Linked DNA regions of Homo sapiens: regions 1, 2 and 4 are each linked to region 3. A link is a loop called in an ENCODE intact Hi-C map of the cell type or tissue named here. Cell type or tissue: GM12878. All regions are shown on one strand. Region 1 overlaps RTCA (RNA 3'-terminal phosphate cyclase). Region 2 has its middle 27 kb from the start of EXTL2. Region 3 has its middle 42 kb from the start of FRRS1. Region 4 holds the start of GPR88 (G protein-coupled receptor 88).

Region 1 (4,000 bases), 470 kb after region 3:
ACAATACTTTTTCCTACACATTAGTTGAGAACCCTAAAATAGTTATCTAATTAAATTAAAGATTTTTAGGGTTTCTTGCTTAAGTTTATAGTTTTAAGAAGTATTTATTTATTTATTTATTTATTGAGGTGGAGTCTCGCTCTGTTGTCCAGGCTGGAGTGCCGTGGTGTGATCTTGGCTCACTGCAAGCTCCGCCTCCTGGGTTCATGCCATTCTTCTGCCTGAGCCTCCTGAGTAGCTGGGACTACAGGCGCCCACCACCACGCCCAGCTAATTTTTTGTATTTTTAGTAGAGACAGGGTTTCACCGTGTTAGCCAGGGTGGTCTTGATCTCCTGACCTCATGATCCACCTGCCTTGGCCTCCCAAAGTGCTGGGATTACAGGCATGAGCCACTGTGCCCAGCCTCAGTTTATATTTTTAAGGACATTCCTACCTAAAACACCAGTATGATAAATTAAGACAATTATTCTGAATTTTTTCTGAGGATGGCTTGCCTTTTGTTACCTTGTAAGATCCCTTTCCCTTATATAGTGAACTTAAACGTTTAATCAGAAGTTAGGCTTTAAAGCTAGTCCTATGAGAATATTTCCAGTTGCATAAAATACGTCAAATGTGAAATCAGTTCACAAATAAATATAGCAAAGAGCTTTTTAAAACCAGACTAGAGGCCAGGCGCGGTGGCTTACACCTGTAATCCCAGCACTTTGGGAGGCTGAGGCGGGCAGATCACAAGGTCAAGAGATCAAGATCATCCTGGCCAACATGGTGAAACCCTGTCTCTACTAAAAATACAAAAATTAGCTGGGCGTGGTGGTGCACACCTGTAGTCCCAGCTACTTGGGAGGCTGAGGCAGGAGAATCACTTGAACCTGGGAGGCGGATGTTGCAGTGAGCTGAGATCACACCACTGCACTCCAGCCTGGCGACAAAGCGAGACTCCATCTCAAAAAAAACCAGACTAGAACTATTATGTTAATTCAGTTAGGAGTTATAGATTTAAGTATTAGTACAAATTCTTTAACTGATGTTTTTGAAGTATAAAAGTACCATTTTTGGATATTTAAGTTCCAAATCCTCTCATTCAGAATTTCCATTAAAAGGTTTAAAGTAAACGCTTGCTCTACTTATGATAACACTATCTAAAAACCGTAGAACAATACCAAAGTCTCTGCATAACGACCTTTTTATTTAAGATAATTCTGAAACACTTTATAGTACTGTGTGCCTGTGAAATGGTACCACTTAGTGCTAATGACATGTTAACTTGTTGGGGGGCATGGTAGACATTTCTTAACCTGTGAATTAGAATCTGGTGTGACTTCTCCTGGTCAAGTGGTAAAGGATACTACTGGTCTGATTAAGATAGACAATGTTAATCATACCACTCTATATGAAGAATTTTTACTTTTGCAATTTGTTGCCCAGATTTAGTTCTGCCTATTTAATAGTCATTGTTCTCTTTTGTTGTATTTGCATAAATTTGGAACATTTATAGCAAAGGTAGTAATAACTTTTTTTCTTGCATAGAATTATTGCTGAGACCTCCACTGGCTGTTTGTTTGCTGGATCATCGCTTGGTAAACGAGGTAAGATAAATGAAGGGGGTCCATAGTTCCCAATGCTACTGCAGAATTCTTTAATCCATCAGGATTGGAATGTTATAGAATGATGGATGAAAGTTTAAAAGGATGTAGTTAATTGATTCTCTTTTAGAGTCAATTACACTTTCAGACTTTCAGTCTTTCTCCCACCTTTATACTTTGGAAAATTTCAAACCTATGGAAAAGTTGAATGACTAGTTCAACTAGTCATCCATACAACCTTCTCTTAGATTCACTAGTTATGAACATTTAGTTTGTTGTGTATATTTCTGAGCCATTTCAATATAAGTTGCAGGTGCCATGTCTCACCCCTGAATACTGCAGCATATATGTCCAAAGAGCAATAACTACATAATTATAATACCATTTTTACACCTGAAGAATTTGTTTTATTCTGACACACCAGATAGCTTCATACATAATGAATTGTTTCCAAAATATTATTTAGAGCGATGTGGAATTTTTTTTTTTGGGGGGGGGCACATAGCATTTGTTTCTCAAGTCTCTTTAGTCCCTCTTTTAATACACAATCCTCCCATTACCTTTTTTGTTGTTGTTCATTTCATGATACTGACATTTTTAAGAGTCCAGGCCATTTTCTCACAGAGTTTCCCACAATTTAAATTTGTCTGATTGTCTCATGATATATTCAGATTAAACATTTTTATTAAGAATACTACATAGGTGATTTTGTGTACATTCCACTGTATCACGGCAGGGGGCACATGATGTTAGTTTCTCCTTTATTGGTGAGGTTGAGTGTGATCACTTGGTTAAGGAGGTGTGTCCTGCAGATCTGTCTGCCATGAAAGTTCCTTTTACCTTTGTAATTAACTAGTGATCCAAGAAAATATTTTGAGGCCATCTGGTTATCCTGCACCCATAACAGCTTTCATCCAGTGGTTTTAACATCTATTGATGATTCTTCTCTGCATCAGTTATTACATTGGTGATTTCAGAATTTTGAATGTTTTTGTGAAAGGGAAATTTGTTTAAGGTTTGGTATATTAGAGAGAGAAGATACATACATGCATGTGTTTGTTAATATTTAAAGTTACTTTTACCAATCAGGCAACTTTTAGGTGAACTTCTAGTTGTTTGCGTGGTCATTGATTGCTTTATTCCTACTTTGTAGCATCTTTAAAAATGCTTACCAAGCTGGGCACAGTGGTACACAACTGTAATCCTAGCACTTTGGGAGGCTGAGGTGGGAGGATTACTGAGACCAGAAGTTCAAGACTATCCTGGGCAATGTAGTGAGACTTTGTCTTTGCAAAATAAATAAACAAATAAAAATGTTTACCCTAGCTATGCTGTTAAGCCACACTATTACTACTGAATACAAAAAAAATTAGGAATTCTTCAGTTTGCTCAGTTGGTAAATCTAGAACTAGTTGGGCATCAAATCTGATCAAGAGAATAAATAAAATCACCATTTCCAGTTGAACTCACATAAATGAATTCTGTCTAAAACTGTGCTATTCAAAATGTGGTTGGCAGACAGGCAAACTTGTCAGCATCAACTGGGAGTTCGTTAGAAATACAGATTTTGGGACCTACCTCAGACGTATTGAATTAGAATCTGTGGGAGTGGGGCCCAGGAATCCATTTTAACAAACTTTCCAGGTACTTTTAATGTATACTGAAGTTTGAGAAATAGTGATCTAAAATATGTATTTGGCATATACTAATTACATATTAGGTGCAGTGAGGAATCAGTGTGGATATTGAGCCACTGCATGCACTATCTACAACAGTCTTTAGAAGCAAAGAGAATACAAATATAAAACGGAGACTAGGAGCAGACATATTACAAGTAATAAGTACTTAGCAGGCATTGGGAGAAGTGTGAGTTTGTTTGTATTACTGGTTACCAAATGTGCCAGGTACTGTGTACTAGGGATTCAAAAGTGACAGCTATGATTCCTGCCTCCTGGGTTATTCTGGCAGAGGAAACAGACCAGTTCTATGATAGTGGTATCCCCAGGGTACCATAGGAATACAGGGGAAGCAAAGGGAATCCTTCTGGGGACTGATTGACACCAAATCTGCCTTCTGCCATTTAATGGTCCTCCAGTGGGTTCTGTGGGTAAATAGAAGTTAGCTGGATAGAAAAGTGAGAGCTAAGGAGGAAGGACAAAGAAATTTGACATACAAAAGTATTCTGGGTGAGGTGGCATGCAGCTTTAGTCCAAGCTACTCGGGAGGCTGAAGCAGGATGATTGCTTGAGCCAGGAGTTTGACAACAGCCTGGCCAACATGGCAAGATTCCATCTCTTAAAATTTTTTTTTTTTTAAGTAGCCCCATATGGTGGCTCACACCTATAGTCCCAGCTGCTCAGGAGGCTGAAGCGGGAGGATTGCTTGATCCTAAGATGTTCAAGGCTGCAATGAGCT
Region 2 (4,000 bases), 1.1 Mb after region 3:
GTGGTATCGGAGTTGCCAGGGGAAGGCTTCAGGCAGGGAGTGACACAGAATGACGAGAATGTTGTTAAAGGACTGAGTGTGCCAAGACTGGGTAAGTAATGTTCATAAAGCCATTGCTTTGTTTCCTAAAAATCTTTGAAACATTAAACATCACGGAGTAAAAGATGTTTTTTTCATCTTGATATATAGATTTAATTAGCATACCTGATGAGGACTGAGAAAAAAATGGAGGACTAGGTTGAATTTTTAGGATATCTTCCTTCCTGTAAGCATTTACCGAGAGAAACAATGTTCATAATCGCTACAAATGAAAATATTAAGCCAACATTCATTTAAAAAAGCATTTGGATATGAGAATTATCAGGTTTCATAAATGAGTGAATGACACCTGCTGGCCACATAGAATAATTACCCTCTCTGAAGGAATGGTGAGTGCTAATAGTGAATACTGTGAACCCCATTTCTCTACCAAAGCAATTACATGTCATACTTGGGCTTTTCTTTAATGATCAGCAAGGGGGAGAATTTTTGGAACAGTGAACCTTATACTTTTTGGGGTTTGTTTTTCTAGCTTGAAGAGTTCAAGAAGTTTAAAGAATTTAAATGTTTACTGCAATTTATTTAATAGTAAGTTAACTGAGACTTGGAGAGAAGTAATGCCTCACTCAAGATCACACAAGCAGGTTGGCAAGCTAATACCAGAGCCCTGGTTTCTGTTCTCCTACATTCCCAGACTAGGCAAAGATTCGGGTTGTTTGTTAACTTTTCTTCTATCTCTTATTGTTTGGCTCAACTCTTCAGAAATTTTATTAATGGTGACGTCACTAATACTTTCTATATGTCTAATGTCTTTCACTTTTTAAAAAAGTCTGATTTGTTGAAGTAAGATTTACATAAAGTAAAATTCACCAATTTTAAGTGTACAATTCTATGAGTTTTGATAAATGTATATAGTCTTATCACCATTCACCACAATCAGATCTAGAATATATCTATCATCCCTGGAGATTTCCTCATGCCCTTTCATACCCAACCCCCCACTTCTACCTCCAGGCCCTGGCAATCACCGATCTGTTTTCTGTCCCTAGAGTATCGCCTTTTCCAGAATGTCATATACATGGAAGCATATGGTATATGGCTTTCTGTGTCTGTCTGCCTTCACTTGGCTTAATGCTTTGGAGGTTCAGCTATGCTGTTGCATGTAAAGGTAGTTTGTTTCTTTTTATTGCTGAGCAGCATGCTACTGTATGGATAAACCACAATATGTTTATCCTCTAACTAGCTGATGGAAATTTGGGTTGTTTTCAAATTTTGATGATTATGAACAAAGTTTTGATAAATATTTGAGTATAGGTCTTTGTGTGGACATATATTTAATACGTCTTAGGTAAATACCTAGGCATGGGATTGCTACTATATGGTGAGGGCATGTTTTACTTTATAAGAAATTATGGCTTTTGCTTTTCAAAAGTAATTGTACACATACTCCTTCATTTATTCTTAGTCTACTTCTCGTTGTGTGCCATATCATTGTTGTAGAAATATTTTGTATAAAATATAGTTTTAGCATTAAGTGTGATAAATGATGAGAGGCCTTTTCAATAAAAGGTCATAAAATAGCATTTTTAAAGGAATGGAATATTGCATAAAGGGAAGAGTACAGCCTTGGAACTATCTGAAGTTTGTCATTTTGGCTGCTGTGTAACTTTTATTAGAAAAATTACCTAACCTCTTTGAATGTTAGTTACTTTATCCTCAAGGTGTGGGTGACACAGGCCTCTACATGGCAGGGTTGTTACAAAGATTATATGGGATAATATAAGCTGAATGTTCAGCACATAATAGGTGCTGCTGTTATTGTCATTACAGTTACAATTTTTGCTGAATGCAAAAGGCTGCATTGTAGAAAACAAATGGTATCACATTACTAATGTTTAGTGTTCATTGGGAATTAATGGGTTCTTCCAAGGCTTTGTATACACCACTCAGAGACAATTAAGTTACATTTGACTCAAGTGTCTATGATATGTGAGTTTTTAAAATAACGTGCTAGTCTAACACTTCGCCACAGATTAGCATTTTGTATTTAATTAAGGTCATGTCTTCTATATGTCACTGAGAAATGCTATTGTCACAGAAATTATGATAACAAGGTGTCATAACTTATGTAATATGATTTACCTAGGCAAGGACCCATTTAATTTAACTTTTGAAGGATTGATATTTTCTATAGCTCTACTTAGATATTCTTAATCAAAAACATTGACAGTAGGTTTTTGACTTTGCTATTTTAAGACTACTTCACTTAGTTTACTGGCAGGTATTTAAACTACTAAAAATGTTAGTTAATTAGGTTGCACTGACATCTGCTGGTCAGACAGTAAATTCCATAAAAATCATGTTTCACCAGTGTAAATGAAATCAAATAATTTAATTGTTTTTACAATTCGTATTTGCATTCTGGGTTTAAAAAATTAGCTGCTGTATATGATCATTTCTGATTCATAGCTCAATTTGAGTCAAGTGGTTTGTTAGCCTGCTGTAACTGTCTTCGAGTTCTTCATAATGGCCAGTGGTATCCATTAAATAGCTTTGTTAAGAAGTAAAATATCTGTGAAATCACAACCTCTTCCAGTCGGTGTTTACCACTGCGTGATGACATCATCATCACGTATTTTGGCCCTAAAACGCAGCAAACAACTAGTGATGTTTATTAAGTTAGAATTCACTTGGAGACAGTGTTTCTGGGGAGATAGGATTAGGATGTAGGGGAGGTTCCAACAGAGCTAAACTCTACGGGATAATTTTTTCTTGCTGGGAAGTATAATATAGCTACTTTAAAACCTATTAATTCAATACTCACGTTTAGGGTTATGGAATTTTGAAACGGGAAATAAATTTCCTGACCATTTAGTTTGTCATTCTCTTTTGTATATGTGGAAATTGAGACCCAGATAAATTTAATTAACTTAGTCACCTAGCTGATACTAGAAAGAAAGTTCCCTGATTCTCCCATCGCAAGATTCTTTTCTATATAAATTGTCTTCACTAGCTGTATATTATTTATTGTTTAAACCAAAAATATTTGGACACACATACTCACACATAAGTATGCTTACCTGAGAATTTATATTTAGCTTATTTTAACTCAACCATGCCGACTTTCTCTGAGACATTATTAAAACACACAGCATATTATATAATATTTCTCTGTGGTGCTTCAGAAATATATATATTCATTCATATGTTCCCTCCCAGAAAATCAAGCTCCATTCTCTATTTCTTCAATATGTGAAAATAGAAAGAGGTATGTGGATGAGAAAAAGAAAATGAATCAAAAATAAACCTTAACCAGGGAAATTTCTGGCTCTTTGATGAGGTTGAGGGTCATAGCATCATGCATCAGATGTTTTATCAGAAATACAAGCACATTTTCCCTTAATGTTCTGTTCCAATAGGCATTGTTATACAGGATAAAACTTTAAAAATGCAACTTTCATTGTGATAAGTAGTGTGATATGATACAAGACTGATGAAATATTCCATAATATAATGCCAAATATATTTTTTCTCAACTTTAGCACTACTGACATTTTGGGACACTTAGTTCTTTGTGGTGAGGGCCTGTCTTGTGCATTGTGGGATGCTTAGCAGCATCTCTGGCCTCGACTCACTAGACGCCAGTAGCAAGCCCTCCATTGTAACAACCAAAAATGTCTCCAGACATTGCCAGATGTCCCCTCGGGGGCAAAATCAGTCCAGGTTAGGACCTACGGCTATAAAGTAAGACTGATTGCTTCAGATATATATATTTTTAAACTACTGAAAATATTCCAATCAAGAATTTGATTCTTTTTCCTTTTAGATAAAAGAAATATTGACATATGAAAAAGAAAAGAGACTTGAGGCCTCTCTAGATTAAATAAATACTTCATTTACATATTCCTTCTGAGCTAGAGCTAAAGTGGGCCCCTTAAATTGCTTTCAGTACTTGCATACT
Region 3 (4,000 bases):
CCAATACCATTTATTGAGTTTTACGTCTTTTAAAAACTCCTGGTTTTATTTTGGGATCAAGTTGAATATCTGTGATGAGAAGAGTAAATCCCTTTCTCCACCCCTGCCTTTTGGCACCACTGTGATGCTCTTAGACAGGTGTTCCACGCAAATGAAACATTTTTTTAAATTAAGAATGCAGATTATATATGCAGGCCCCACAAAACTTTCTTTGTATGAGGAGTTGAGATAGCTCCTGAAAGAGAACTTATTTTAAAGAAATCAGGCACAAGCTGATTCAGTAACAGAGCCTTGGTGGGAGAGAAGGGACAATTCTGAACAAAGAATGGTGTTTGACAATTATATTTATTGCCAAAAACAGTCTCCAAGGACTTATATTGCAGTCCTAGGAAGAGGGGAATGATGTAAGTAAAACCAAAGAACTGTGTATTAATTATTGCTGTGTAACAAATTACCACACATTTAATGGCTGAAAACAGTTCACATTTACAGATGCTCCTCAACTTACAATGGGGTTACATCTCAATAAGCCCACCATAAGTTGAAAATATTGTAAGTCAAAAATGCATTAAATATATCTAACTTACCGAACATCATAGTTTAGCCTAGCCTACCTTAAACATGCTTGGAACACTTACATTAGCCCACTATCAGGCCAAATCATCTGGAAACACAGTACACTGTAGAGTACCCAGTTGTTTACCCTTCTGATTGTGTGGCTGACTGGGAGCTGTGGCTTGCTGCCACTGCCCAGCATGGAGAGAGAATATTGTACTGTATATCACTAGCCTGTGAAAATATCAAAATTCAAAATACAGTTTCTCCTGAATACTTAACGTCCTTTGTCCCATCATGAAGTCACAAAAATCATAAGTTGAACCATAGTAAGTCAAGGACTGTCTGTATAAGCTCACAGAATCTGGGCATAGCTTAACTGGGTCCTCTCCTTCAAGGTCTCTCATCAGGCTGCAATCAAGGTGTTGGCCAAGGCTGTGATCTCATCTGAAAGCTCAACCGAAGAGGATGATCTGCTTCCAAGTTCATGTGGTTGTTACAATTCCCTGTGTTTTGTTGGACTGAGAGCCTCAATTTCTTGCAGCTGACAGCCAGCAGCCACCCTCAGTTTCTTTTCACTGAGTCTCCCTAGCATGGCTGCTTGCTTCATGCATGCAAACCCAGAAGGCGATCAAGAGAGTCTGCTAGCATGTAAATTAGCGCAACCACTATGGAGAACAGTTTGGTGGTTCCTCAAAAAACTAAAAATTGAGTTACTATATGATCCAGCAATCCCATTGCTGGGTATACCCAAAAGAAATGAAGTCAGTATATTGAAGAGATATCTGCACCCCTATGTTTGCTGCAGCACTGTTTACAATAGCTAAGATTTGGACAAACTAAGTGTCCACCAACAGATGAATGGATAAAGAATATGTTATACATATACACAATGGAATACTATTCAGCCATAAAAAGAATAAGATCCCATCACTTACTACAACACAGATGGAACCGGAGATCATTTTACTAAGTGAAATAAGCCAGGCACACAAAGACAAACACTGCATGTTCTCACTTATTTGTGTGATATAAAAATTAAAACAGTTGAACTCATGGACATAGAAAGTAAAAGGACAGTTACCAGAGGTTGGGAAGGATAGTGTGTGGGGCAGGGAGAAGGTGGGAATGGTTAATGGGTACAAGAAAATAGAAAGAATGAATAAGACCTATTTTATCATTTACCTATTTTATCATTTATCTGTTGTGCTATCGCACAACAGAGTGACTATAGTTAATAATAACTTAATTGCACATCTTAAAATAACTCAAAGAGTGTAAATGGATTGTTTGTTACTCAAAGAATAAATGCTTGAGGGGATGGATACCCTATTCTCCATGATGTGGTTATATCACATTTCATGCCTGTAATCAAAACATCTCATGTACCCCATAAATATATACACCTACTATACCCACAAAAATTAAAAAATAAAACTAAAAAAGAGAGTCTGTTAGCAATACAGAAGTTACAATACTGTCCAGTGTAATTGCAGTGTGACATCCCATCACCTCAGCCATATTCTGTTGGTTAAAAGCTAGTCACAGGTCTCATCCACACTCCTGTGAAGGGATTACATAAGCCATAATATCAGGGACAGGGACATATGGAGCCCATTTTAGAATCTTTCTGCCTCAAACTGGTTCATCAAAAACTCTGAAAGTCACTGGAGTATCAGCAGCATGCTTTAGTAGAGCGTAACATAAGAGAAGAAGAAAGTATTTAGTAGTGGAATCTTCTCGTCAGTGTAAGAGCACAGAGAACCTAGAGGGACTTGGGAACAATCTGAGGCTGAAGGATACTAAAACAAACTAGAATTCCTTGTATTTTTGTTTCGGACCAGCCTTAAAAGGGAAACACATTAAAGTCAGTAAATGTAAATAACCACACGGTGGCAGTAGATGCCAAGAAATTTTAAGTGTTACGTGTAACTGAGGGCATGGAAGAGCAAGTTTATCTCCCTATATGGCCACCCACGTTTTCCTTTCTGTCTGACTGCTGGAAGGAAAGGGGGAGGTAACTAGAATCTTTCCACACACTCATCCCTGAAGCACTACCCATAAAGTATTACCACTGAAGAGTGAGGACATAGACAGTTCACTGTATTCCTCCCCCAATTCCTAGAAGAGTAGTAAGGGTCTTAAGGCGGGAGAATGAGACCTCCTGAAATACTTATGAAGCCTTCCCTTATCAAGTACTCACAGCCAAATATTTCAGAGTGGCGTTAATTAAAACAATGTCATACTTGGTCTGCTGTGAAGCCTGCCTAGTTCAGAGTTGATACCACTGGGGAAATCCCAGGGGAAAATAAGTGTCAAATAAAAGAAGGAATATTATTTCCACAAATGAGAGACATTAAGGATAAAGGCTTAACACCATATAGGCATGCCTCACATATATATACAGTGCATATATTCACACGTACACTGTACAGAATTCCATAGTTAGCATTACCCAGTCAGAGTGACTAGATCTGGCATTAATAAAAGAGGAGATAACTCAACAGAATTGAGTGCTCCAAAGTTGTATTACGAGAGAGGTTTTATTATCTGAGTTTATGTATAAACCGAGAAATCTTAATAAGACCTTTTCTGATTGTCTCATATCTTCTTAATTAGTCCATATCCAAAGGGGTTAATAACTGGCACTGTTCGAATTTGTTTAATCCTGAGATATTCTACAAAGGCAGTTTGGTGTTACAAAAGTGAAAGTTCCTTATATGTTTAGGTTTTCTTTTTTTCATAGACAAGGTCTCACTATATTGCCCAGGTTGGTCTCAAACTCCTGGACTCAAGCTATCCTCCCACCTCAACCTCCCAAAGTGCTGGGATTACAGGCACGACCCTCTGTGCCCAGCTACGTTCTTTTTCTAGGTAATATAACATTCCCTTTTGCTAATAGATGGGCCAAAGAGTTTGAAAGTGCCTCATCAAATCTAAAATGGTTGTGTTTGTTTTATATAAATGACAATGGTCCAATAGTTGGCTAGTCTTGGAGGGTTGGTAAATTTCTTTCTTTCTTTTTTTTTTTTTTTTTTCTGAGATAGGGTCTCACTCTGTCACACAGGATGGAGTGCAGTGGCATAAACACAGCTCCCTGTAGCCTCTATCTCCCAAGCTCAAGTGATTCTCCCACCTCAGCCCCACAAGTAGCTGGGACCACAGGTGCAATCCTCCCACCTCAGTCCCCCAAGTAGCTGGGACTACAGGCATGCGCCACCAAGCCCAGCTAATTTTTGTATTTTTGTAGAGACCAAGTTCCACCATGTTGCCCAGGCTGGTCTCCAACTCCTGAGCTCAGGCATTCTGCCCAGCTCAGCTCCCCGAACTGCTAGGATTACAGGTGTGAGCCACCATTTCTGCCCAAGCGTTGGTAAATTTTTAACATTATCTTTTGCCAACTATATACCCATACAAATCACAATAATATGTAATCACCTGAGGA
Region 4 (4,000 bases), 730 kb after region 3:
CTTTACTTATGATGCAAAACTCTTAAATAAAATACTACCAAATAGAATCCTACAGTCTATCTTTAAAAGGATAATATATTGTAACCAAACAGGGTTTATCAGAGGAATGCAAAGATGATTCAACTTTTAAAAATATATCAAATGTAACCTACTACATCAACAGCTAAAAAAAAATTCACTTCATATAAAAGTCATACTAGAAATAGATAGAAATGTCTCTAACTTATAAACAATATATCAGAAAACTATAACAAACACCATATTTGATAGTGAATTATTAGAAACACTAGGGTAACAATGGGGACTATTAACCAAATCAGTGACCATAGGAGAATGAGTGGGATGAGGAGGGAGAGAGGCCAGCCGAATGGAGAGTTCCAACACGTCTGCAACTCTGGAAAGAAGTAAGCTTGGTGGGAAAGAATCTGTGGGTGACCCATAGGCGAGAGTGGAAGGCAGGAATCAGATGAGATCAATTAGGGAGAGAGAGTAGGGTGAGAAGAGAACCAAGAAGAGAAGCCAGGAACACTATCTTAAAGGAGCCATGACACTGGGGAGCCAGAGACTGAGTCTGGAAGGGAGCAGACAGAGGAACAGAAGCAAAGGGAAACCTGGAGGGAAATGGCACTGAGGAGGAGGGTGTTCTTCACAGAGTCAAAGTAGAGGGCAAGGATTTAGGAGTCACGATTTGCTACTGAGAGGCTACTGTTAACCTTGGCCAAAGCTGTTTCTGTGGAGCAGGGAGAGCTAAGGGCCGTGTGGGTGGGTATTCAATGGTAAAATCAGAAGTAGAAGGAGAAAATGAGCACTTCCATCAGGAAGGGGAAGTGAGCTGTGTGTAGGCACCATGAGAAGGAGGTGAAGTTCCAGGGGAGTTTTATGAGGTTGTGGTGAAATCAGCATTTTTGTAAGTCTGAAGGGGAGCAAGCAGTGGAGAGCAGAGAGACTGACAAGAGACAGCAGAAAGCAGATGACTGATGGGGCAAGTTCCTGCTGAAGGTGGGAGGAAAGAGATGCTCATAAAAGTGAATTACTGTTTCACCGTGGAGAAAACATAAATGAAATCATTTACACTGCCATTCACTTATTAATTCAGTAAGTATTGATTAAGTTTCTACTATGTCCCAGGCACTGACCTGGTGCTGGAAATAAGATAGAAAAAATTCCCACCCTATATTATGTAAGTTCATTAACTTAAAACAAAAGGAAAACCAAATCCAGAAACAAACAAAAATTTGGCCCCTGTCAGGCCAGCGCTAAGGGAGGCATGGTCTTGGAGGAAGTGTGTGTGACTGCCAGGCACTGGAGTCCCTCAGCAGGAATGCTGCTCGTCTCAAAGGCAACACAAAGTGGCAGCTGGGACCAGGGATCCAGAATTTGAATACCCTCCCACCACATTCTATCAGAGAGTCCTTTAGGACTATGTTAATGTGAGAGAAAAAACTTTACTTCAATGGCAAGTTTTAACTATGAATGATTAGGAGAGTCTCCTTTCTCCTGAAACATTGCTCTTAGGGACAGAGTGGAAAAGACTCCTGGACATATGGGCCAGAACTACAATGCATGTTACAGAGAAGAGGTATACGCCATGTGTCATAACTAGAAAGGAGAAATGCAGGCTTGCTGTGCTTAATGCACTCAAAACCTCAATAAGGACAAATGGCAATAGGCAAAAAGATGATGACAAATACTCATCTCATTTACATCAGTAAACTTGATATCGAAACCTTCAACCCTCTGAATAGCAAGTCACTGGTTCTTTTCTTTCACTTCCCCCTCCGGCCCCTGCCCCTGCCCCAACCAATTTCATTCAGATATAGCTTAGCTGGACCAAATCTATCAAGTCATGCTTATCCTTAATCCTCATCAGAGTTCTTGAAGTCATCAACTAACCATATTGATTTTGAAATAGAAAAAGAAAAGCAGAGAAGCTGTGTTTTGACCTCTCTCCTGAAACATTGCTCTTAGGGACATATGACCCAGAACTACAACTGCAATGCATGTTAGATAGAAGAGGTATATGCCATGTGTCATAATTAGAGAGAAGAAATGCTAAATTCATGAATAGGGATTCACAGAAAGTTTTAACAGAAAGGGCCTTTGAAGTGACTGACTGTGAACTTATTTGACAAGATGAAAATAATCCATCGCAAGGCTACATGATGGATGCTCGGCTTAGTATCTGGGTGTGCTGCAACCCCACCTAACATTTTTTTCTATTATGCCATGTTACCATATTCCCATATTGAGTTACATTTTCAAATACATGACTTTTCCAGTGAATAATTGAGAGAACTCCTTTTCTGAAAAAATTCCCACATGGAATGGATAAATGAACACTTGCACCAAAGAAGATGCCAACATCAGACTGCAAATCTCCAAGACAGACAAGACAAAAAGTTCTGAAGTGAAAAGTCATCTTTGTTCACACTGTGGATTATTCAGGTTTCTTGCTTTCCCCCTGACACACATTTTTTTAAAATTGACTTTATTTTTTTAGAGCAATTTTAGATTCATGGCAAATTTGAGTGAAAGATACAGAGATTTCCCATGTACTCCCTGCCCCTCGCATACATAGCCTCTCCCATTATCAAAATCCCCCACCAGAGTGGTTCGTCTGTTACAATTGAATGTACGTTGACACATCATTCCCCAAAGTCCATGGCTTACACTGATGTTTCACATTCTGCCACTTTGGGCAAATTTATAAGTACACAGATCCACTATTATGGTATCATACAGAGTAGTTCCACTGTCCTAAGAATCTTCCGTGATCATCTATTCATTCCTCCTTTCCCCCTAACTCGGGCAACCACTGGTCTTTTTAACTGTCTCCATAGTTTTGCCTTCTCAAGAATGTCATAGTTGGTAGCATACAGTATGTAGTCCTTTCCAGTTGGCTTCTGTCACTTAGTGATACACACTTAAGGTTCCTTCATGTCTTTTCATGGCTGGACAGCTCATTTCTTTTTAGCACTGAATAATATTCCATTGTCTAGATGTACCACTGACATCTGCTTTAAATCTTTTGCCCATTTCATTTTTACCCTCTAACCATTTCATTACTAAAACACAAAACAAACTCCGGAAAGGAGTTTGTTGATGAGAAAACACTGAAAGTACGATTTAAATTGAGGAATGGAGATTTTCTGTGGATAATTGTCTATGTTCCACTTTACCAAAGAAAAATGAATTTCAAGTAGTGCATAAAGTAATTCTCGTTAAAAAATGTGGGAATAAAGAGATCAGTCCTGGGTACTGGGAATATATTTATCTCACAGAAAAATCTTGCCCACAAAATGCATCAGACTGAGATGAAATACTCTAGGGTATATTAAATTTTATTCTAATATTGAAGGGAGGGAAAAAAAGGACGGAAAGAAAAATGAAACAGGATGAAAAATAAGGTGATTGGGAGAGAGAAAAGACAGAGAAACTTGTTAACGACAGGACTTTCTGAGCAAGATATTTTTCTTCCTTTTACAAGTTGGAAGCTATTGAATAATTCATGCCAAGCGTGGAAAGGCTGTCTTTTCCCTGGATGATGTATAACTAAGCAGGAGAGAGCTTCGAGTGGGTTCACCACATCAGCCACCACTCCTGCTTCTGAGCACAGGGTGCTCTCCTCTTGAGCTCAGCTTCTGCTTTTGCAGCCAAGCATTCTTGCTGCTGCTGCCTGCCTGCCCACCCGCCTGGGCTTGCAGCCCGCCACTTTACTTTCTCCAGCCCTGATACCAGCTGAGAAGTCTCCCTGCAGCTGCTAGTTCCTGCCCAGGACCATGTGTGTGGATGCTGCTTGGGAGAAGCGGGCACTTGCTCCTGGCACTGATCCCAGCTGAGTTTCTCCTGTTGATTTCTGGACCACTGATGCTGTTGCTGAGGAGGTATTTCCCGGCATCCCTCCCCCTGAGACACCGGCTAAGGACCAGCCTAAACGCAAGGTAACCTTCACCTCTTTCCCATGGGATTTTCCCCAGCTGGGATATCTCTGCTTTCTCCT

What was found. Peaks named below come from ENCODE experiments on the same cell type or tissue, not always from the same donor. Only the 100,000 strongest peaks of a DNase experiment are listed, where the experiment ranks them.
Region 1: it touches region 3 in a loop (3.0-fold over the local background); 10 of 110 quality-filtered maps call a loop at or near these places.
Region 2: a loop joins it to region 3, with 10 times the contacts of the local background. A loop is called at or near these places in 61 of 110 quality-filtered maps.
Region 4: a loop joins it to region 3, with 2.4 times the contacts of the local background. A loop is called at or near these places in 4 of 110 quality-filtered maps.

The regions. Positions count from the first base shown.
Region 1 is chr1:100,275,729-100,279,728 of GRCh38, forward strand. It overlaps RTCA (RNA 3'-terminal phosphate cyclase), which reads left to right. Exons shown (of 11, transcript NM_003729.4): 8 at 1,530-1,588. Among named protein-coding and RNA genes, the nearest start is that of MIR553, 3.5 kb to the right of the region's middle. In GM12878, a CTCF peak has its summit at 2,319; no DNase peak of the experiment used is centred here.
Region 2 is chr1:100,866,196-100,870,195 of GRCh38, forward strand. No RefSeq gene overlaps it. Among named protein-coding and RNA genes, the nearest start is that of EXTL2, 27 kb to the right of the region's middle. In GM12878, CTCF peaks have their summits at 398 (motif pointing left) and 2,362 (motif pointing left); a DNase peak (open chromatin) is centred at 2,543.
Region 3 is chr1:99,806,388-99,810,387 of GRCh38, forward strand. No RefSeq gene overlaps it. Among named protein-coding and RNA genes, the nearest start is that of FRRS1, 42 kb to the left of the region's middle. RefSeq lists an enhancer at 2,887-3,387. In GM12878, a CTCF peak has its summit at 2,447 (motif pointing right); a DNase peak (open chromatin) is centred at 2,494; H3K27ac peaks cover 969 bases.
Region 4 is chr1:100,534,562-100,538,561 of GRCh38, forward strand. It overlaps GPR88 (G protein-coupled receptor 88), which reads left to right and starts at 3,578. Exons shown (of 2, transcript NM_022049.3): 1 at 3,578-3,941. In GM12878, no CTCF peak of the experiment used is centred here; a DNase peak (open chromatin) is centred at 1,660; H3K27me3 peaks cover 292 bases.